Regions from separate parts of the Homo sapiens genome. Here region 2 is linked to region 1. Evidence: chromatin contacts called from ENCODE Hi-C or POLR2A ChIA-PET data. All regions are on one chromosome and are shown on one strand. The core of a region is the stretch at or near the end of the contact, and the rest is flanking DNA. Distances in the headings are between cores, read along the strand shown.

Evidence for each region. Hi-C counts contacts between places; a loop is a spot of excess contacts on that map. ChIA-PET counts read pairs that join two places held with the same protein, here RNA polymerase II (POLR2A). Pooled maps may share reads with other maps.
Region 2: a map of IMR-90 shows a loop between it and region 1 (4-fold over the local background). The contact joins the enhancer-like site here to the promoter of C1orf198 in region 1. A Hi-C loop is called at or near these places in 27 of 168 maps with a recorded cell type or tissue (Caco-2, Calu3, IMR-90 and 18 more), 2 of 37 single-sample maps with no recorded cell type and 22 of 50 pooled maps. POLR2A ChIA-PET finds 5 or more read pairs at or near these places in 12 of 52 experiments (A549, AG04449, AG04450 and 8 more).

Annotation. Positions count from the first base shown.
Region 1 is chr1:230,866,468-230,870,046 of GRCh38, forward strand. It overlaps C1orf198 (chromosome 1 open reading frame 198), which reads right to left and starts at 2,054. Exons shown (of 4, transcript NM_032800.3): 1 at 1,713-2,054. The coding sequence starts at 2,045. RefSeq lists a silencer at 1,983-2,202 and an enhancer at 2,026-2,617.
Region 2 is chr1:230,900,397-230,904,039 of GRCh38, forward strand. No RefSeq gene overlaps it. Among named protein-coding and RNA genes, the nearest start is that of C1orf198, 34 kb to the left of the region's middle. RefSeq lists an enhancer at 1,777-2,278. Within about 2 kb of position 1,460, at least 5 of the 41 ENCODE cell types and tissues checked have a DNase peak (open chromatin) inside an H3K27ac peak, as active enhancers do; they include ascending aorta, where a contact is called at or near this core.

The DNA of each region.
Region 1 (3,579 bases), core at 804-3,303:
AGTTTACAAATTCAGAAACGGCTCAGTCTGGCACCAGATGAGGAATGAGAATAAAAAATTAACTTGGCCACATTCTTCCTTGTCAGTAATACTGGGCTCTTCTATGACATGGGCTTTTTCATCATGAGTAGGCGTGTAGATATTCTTAGCTGGACACCAAGCTAAGGGAAAATGACAGTCACTCTCCAACATTTGTAAGTACTTAGAAGTTTACTTCCTGTCATATTTATTCGTGACTCTTCCAAAGGAGTGCTGCCTGCTTTTTCATCCCCCAAATCTGGGCGCAAACACTGCACACAAGTCTTTATAAATACGCCTATTTTCCCACTGAAAATGTTTCAGCTCTAGGAATACATTTTAAAACCTATATTTTCCCCTCCCCAGTTTACCACACCCTTGTTTTTCCTGGCAAAGCCATCAGAATTTGAAGTCCAGTAGAGAATTTCCTTTTGATTCCATCAGAATAAAGAAACACTGGCAGCATCCTTCAGTCATTTCACTTTTCCCTCACATTAAAGTGGGTTTATGACCATGAACACTTCGTATTAATAAATGTCTCAGCACACCCAAGCCTGAAAATCTGATCTAAACCTCCTTAACTTGAATTCCATCCACAATCCACAACTTCCTCGGAAAAAATCTCTCCCAGCTTCTCCTTCCTCTAGCCCAAGAAACAGCCTTAACAGCGAGCGATTTCATTCCTACACTCTTTGCTCAGCTTGACTTTGCTCCTCACGGCAAAAGTTGAGTTTGAAACGCCAAAGAGTCACAGTGCAAATTCTAATGGCACCAAACAGGCTTCGGTTAAACACATTTCTAAGAAAAAGAAGACCAAGTTTCTGAACCCTACAGAAGATTCAGGCGTTTGTGACTAAGTGTGGGTCATCCCTGAGCTTTTTCTGGAACAGATTCAGCGTTTCTACCTTCACAAATGACTGTCCCTCTAGCAGTCTGGACAGTGTCTAGATCTGAGACCTAAACATGCCCTGTTATGTGGCCAAGACTTACTGGAGCTCATTTAAACTTATCGTCCCTTAGTTTTTTGGTGGAAAACAGGGCCACCATGCTCACCCTTAAAACATACGCTGGGCATTGTGCTCACTTGGAAAACATCTTAGGGTGATGGATGGGTTTCCCTCCTTATCTTGGAAGACACCTTTTCTTCCTTGTTACCTGGCTTGGCAATTTTACTTTCCCCATACATCTCATCACAAGTATTCATGTTAGTATATATCATTTGCTCAGTCCCTTCACGGGCAGGCACGGGGTGGCGTTATTACCCCCGTTTTACACAGTGGAAACTGAGGCTCTAAGAAGTTAATTGACCCACCGCCATACAGGTAGTAAGTAGCAGAGCTGGATTAAAACCCAGGCTTGTCTGGTTTAAAATTGCTTGTTGTTTCCACTTTGGTCAGCCTCGCTTACGACAGCTCCGGGAGAAGTCTCTGGAGTCCGTGCGAGCCGGCGGATCAGGTCTAGATGGAGGTTCTTTAACGACCCACCTCTCGGCGATCTCTTAACCAACTCCCCCAGCGGAGCCCCCACCCCCCGAACTTCGGCTCTGGGGCTCCCCTCCCACCCACTGCCATTCCTGCCTTTTCTTTTCCAGCCCCTACCAGCTGGGGCGGCCTCACGCCGGCAGGTGCCCACCGGGCCGGGGCGCCTCGGGGCGCCGGGAGGGGAAGAGGGTCCGCGGCCAGGCCCGCACCTACCTCGTCCCCGAAGCGCACCACCTTCTGGCCCGTGGGCCCGCGCAAGCCGGGGAAGCGCGTGAGCTCCTCCGAGTCCCCGGGGTCTCGGGGCGCCGGGGCGCGCGGCCCCACCAGGCACCGGTCGATGATCTCGTCCTGCTGCGCGGGCGGCAGCCGCGCCCACTCGGGCCCGTACTTCTCGCGGATCTTCTCCTTGTCCTGCATGATCTTCCTGGCCATGGGGCTCAGCGACGAGAAGTAAGTGAAGCGCTTTCGCTCCCGGTCGTCCAGAGGCCGGTTCCCGCTCATGACCGCCGAGCGCGAAGCCGCGATCGCCGCCGCCATGGACGCCATGCCCGGCCTGCCCGCCGCTCCCGGCCCGCGCCCCGCCCCTCGCTGTGCCCGCCCTCGCCCCGCCCCGCGCCACCCGGAGCCCCGCCCCCTCCGGGAACCCCGCCCTGCACCGCCGCGTACCCGGGTCTCCAAGCCAACCCAGCTCCCCAAGCCCCGGGACCCCGGCCCTCCGTGGCCCCCTCCCCGGGAGCTCCTCCCTCCGGGCCCCCCCCCGCCACCCCCTCGCGGACCCCACGAGTCCCCCTTTACGCCTCCATAGTGGATTACCGCGGTGCCCGCAGGTTTCGGGCTCCCCTTACCCGGCTCAGGTGGTAGCCGGCGTGTCCCTGAGTCCGCGCCCGGCGCTCTGAGAGGGTGGCCGTGGTTAATTCCCGGTAGTGACCGCCATAGCGCCACGTGGCCACTGCTTGACAAAGGAAACTTTTTTCAACCTCCAGTGAGCCTAAGAAAGCCCCAGCATTTCAGGCCAAGCCGCTGGCTGCCTGGCTTCTGTTTTTACTCCTTTCCTTCTGTCCCTTTCTGGGACGAGCCACACCTTCTCTGCTTTCTCTGGGCCCGTCCAGGACGCTGGGCCCGGGGCCTGGCGCGGTGAGCTGCAGATAGCCGGGGGCGCAGGGCAGCCCGGAGGCTGGAGGGCGACCTGGAAGGCTGGACCGGTTCGGGGCATCTGGTGCTCAAGGAAAGTCAGCTCCCGCCGCCCCTCGGGGCCAGGTGGGTGCATGAAGTACCCGGTGGCCCAGGTGCCTTTCCCCAACCCAAGGAGCTCAGAACTCTTGGCAGTTCGACGTTTGCAAACAAACCAAAGAGGAGCAGAAAGTTTTCAGACTCAGAGGCGACATCCCAACAGGTAGGGGGCCAGGGTTTGTAATTTTGAGGTGTGTCCCAGACAGACCACAAAATTAAAATTATAGCGAGCCCCCACTTCCCCCAAGCCCCTCTCTCCATCTGACTGATTTTAACAAGACTAACAGGACTCAGGTGAGAATTGTGTCCACTCGTAAAATAAAAAAACAAAAACAAAAACCAGCATTTCAGCTGTTATCCAGGGTCTTTGCCTGGATAGTTCTGAACACAAAAGTAGAAATAACTTGCAAAGTCCTATTTTAAATGTGAGATGGCCTCATCTTCCGGCCCAGAAATCCTCAGAATATTTTTGGAATGTCATGAATGTGGCAGGCTCTACAGTTAAAGACATTATTATCAACAATGTTCACAACATAATATATTGAAGCAGGGAAAGGCAAGCACCACCAAATATAGTCTCCACAGTAAGTGGCGGATTATTTATGAGACCGGAAGTTTAAGGACAGTTTTTTGGAGTATGATCTTCTGTTTGAGTTGATGCTAGAGAAGCTCAATACATTGACCTGAATCCCACTGATTTCTCTCCTCTAATCCTTGTTTAATAATATAGGTAATGTTTAAAGATATATTCTTGAAATTAATTAACATCCCCAGGCTTGCTTTGATATTCACATAAGAAGCTGTCCGTACCCTTAGAAACTTGGTCTCATGCTGTTTTCAAAGCAGTTGT
Region 2 (3,643 bases), core at 210-2,709, 33 kb after region 1:
ACTTCTAAGGCTCTTAAAATACAAGTGTTCATAGATGATAATTTTTAAAATCACAAACAGAAATATAATATTAATTGTTATAATGATAGGAGTGTTTCTGGAAAAAAATTGGAGGTGTAAAGGCTGGAGTAAGCCTGAGATAAGGTGATTTTTCTTATTGGATTAATCTTAACAGAAATCACTTATAGGCTGACACAAAATAAATGGGGTGATAATATAATGGATGAAAATCAGATTTTATAATACAAAAGAAAACAGCTATAAGAATGGACCAATATTAATTAAATGACACTTGGTGGAGGCAAAAAGATTAAATGGTAAAGCTTTATTAAACAGACACAGCTGCTAGGGAAGACGGAAGTTAGAGATTTTTAGTTGACTTGGGTCAATAGTGTGATGAAGCTGCCTTCGAGAGCTACTGTAGTCTGCTGTGTTTATATGAAATCTGTGATGTATATTTATTTATATGTATAAACATGTGTTCACATACATTCTGGGGTGCTGGTAATGTTCTGTTTCTTGATCTCAAAGCTGGTTATGTTAGGTTTGTGAAGATTCACCAATGTGCACACACATGTGCATTTTTTGTATGTATGTTGTACTTCAATTAAAATATTTTATGGGACAGACCACATGTGGACTATTATGTTTAGTTATGAACATTTATTTCATTTTAAGGAGTATGAAGAGGCGGTGGGAGGAGCCACAGAAGGAGCTATTTAGGCTGAACAAGCGAAGGCCCGGCAGGGGAGCTGTCTGAAGTTTTTTTGTGCATTCCGCTCAATGATGGTGTTTACCTAGGTTGACCGCCAGCTCCGTGGCACTACCTGAGTGACCTCTGGGCAGCTACTCACCTCTTTTTGTCCCAGCTTCCTCAACAGCAAATTACAGGAGCTTGACTAGATGATCTGAGAACTCCTTAGCTCTCAAGTGCTATGAGCATTAAAAGGCATGTGTATAAAACAAGTATACATGTATCAGAGTTAGTTGGTTCTCCCACTCATGTTTTTCTTACATGTTGTATTTTTTTTTTTATCCAGCTGTGAAACTGGATGGTTAACATTTATGTACTTACCTGAAACAGAAAGTGCTACATTCACTTTAGAAGTTACTTCTATACCAAACTGGTAATTCAAGGAGTTAATTTGCATGTAAAAATTGTTCTAGTACTTTGCATTAGAAGCCTACTAATGGAAAGATTCATTGATTCAGAATCTATTTTTGGACAGAGATGTATTATTTTAAATTCTGATCCTAGTAAGTGACAATTTCCAGTTTTTGTTGGGCTTATACATAAGCCTTGACAAATCTGATCATTTTGACATGATCTCTAGAGTTGTGTTACACAACAAGCCAATCCGCCTGGCCCCCGATGGATGACTGCTGGAAGCCCCTTGAGTAATATGGTGGCATTTCTACCTGGTAGACAGCCAAAAGCAATCAAGCTCCTTGACAGAAGGGCTTATTTGTTTAAGGCTAAGAATGCGGCAGTCAAATCCCCGCTGGCCCCACCACCACTCTCCACTGAGGACTTACTACGCATGGCAAACACACTAGGCAACATTCAAGAGCTATGACAGGCAAGTCACTTCTCCCACCTGAGCCCGTTTGTCACCTAAGTGGGGATAATACTAGCACTTATCTCACAGGCCTCTTCAAAGGATTAAATGAGTGAAACAATGTACAACACTTAGAAAAAATTGGCCAGGCGCCGTGGCTCACGCCTGTAATCCCAGCACTTTGGGAGGCCGAGGTGGGCGGATCACGAGGTCAGGAGATCGAGACCATCCTGGCCAACATGGTGAAACCCCCCCCTCTCTACTAAAAATACAAAAATTAGCTGGGCGTGGTGGCGTGCGCCTGAAGTCCCAGAAACTAGGGAGGCTGAGGCAGGAGAATCGCTTGAACCCGGGAGGCGGAGGTTGCAGTGAGCCGAGATTGCGCCATCGCACTCCAGTCTGGGCAATAAAGAGAGACTCTGTCTCGGGATTAAAAAAAAAAAAAAAAAAAAAAAAAGGAAAGAAAAATGCCAGCCGTAGTAAGTGCTTAAAACACATTAGCTCCCGAAGGGCCCCAAACCCTGGAGACAGAAGCATCCGGTTGCAACCCCTCATCCCTCGAGAGGTGGCAGCAAGCCTTATAGGGAAGCCCAAGCCCAAGCCCAGTGTGGCATAGAATAGAGCAGGGGGCCCGCAGGGAGCCTCCACAATGGCAGGAGTTCTGCACGCTCAGTACCGGTAGCCCAGGGCTCTGGAGGTAGAGAAGTCTGCGGACCAGCCGGAGGAGGCCGAAGAGGCAGCGCATGCGCTGTTGGCCAGCGGACCCGAGCGGGCAGAGGTCAATCAACAGTAGACGCTGTACCCACTGAGGCTTGCTGCCCTAGCACAGGGAGCATGAGCTAAACCTCAGTGCGGAGGATCTGGGCAAAGGCCCGAGGGTGGCCAAGACGCCTGGCTCAGGAAATCAGACTGTCCCCCGAAGGGCGAAGGCAAGGAGGCTGGGAACTTAAACAAGGCAATTCAAAACTGCACGTCTGTGTCACCTTGAATGGGCACAAGTTAAACTCTTTATTGGAGCTTGTGAACCAAGTTGTGTTCAACTAAGCTGCCTGTGTTCAAGACTTAATTACATATATATGTGTATATCCAACTTAAAATGTTACAAATATATTTATTGACATATAATTCATTATGTGTTAATTGAAAAAAGTAAATTTTAAAAATTAAGCACAGTGTAGTGTGATCTCATTTTGTATATCCAACTTTCTGTAGACTAGTTTAACTGGTAAAATTTATGTTTACAACATATAAAACTAAAGGGATTCTATATTTATGGGAACATAGTTTGAAGCAAAAAGGGCTACTGTAAATCTAATCACAGCTCTAATATTCAAGAACATACTTGTTTTCATGATATTCTAGTTTGATGTTTCTCAGGTGTGGTTCCCAGACCACTTCTGTGTGAAGCACGTGAGGTTTAGGTGAAGATGGAGATCCCGGGCCTAACCACAGACACCTTGGATCAGAAAACAGAAGGAAACGTTTCAAGCCAGTCTAGAAGTGTTTTTTCTTTCTTTCTCTAATTTGTGCCCCCATGCTGCCACCAAACACTGTGGTTTTGACCCTAAAACCTCCTGGACCCTTGCTTAAGACCACCGGGATGCGCAGTGTGTTGGGTTGGGGGGATAGCAGTGTGTTTGCTTTCAGGATAGCAGTGCTGCTCAGTGGGATGTTCTGTGATGATGGGGCTGTCCCATGTCTGCTCTGTCCAATGTGATAGCTGCTAGCCACATGTGGCTACTGAGCACTTGAAAGGCAGCTAGGGAGACAGAAACAAGCGTTCGATTTAGTTTAATATTGATTAGTTTAGCTTTAAGTAGCTTGGGCTTGGGGGTAACAATGGAGATGGTAAGACATGAATGGATCTGGGATCTTCTTAGAGGTAAACAGGATCGGACTGGATGGTGATCATTTGAAAACTGCAGGAGGGCAGTGTAGACTCTGGAGGCTGCCTGGGTGTCTGGCTGAAGCTGCTGAGTGAAAAGGGAACCATTTCTGACACAGAGAAGCGTGGGGAGAAACAGACTTTGGGTGAAGGAATGATGGGCTCCATTACAGACATCTTAAGATGTATTCATGAACAC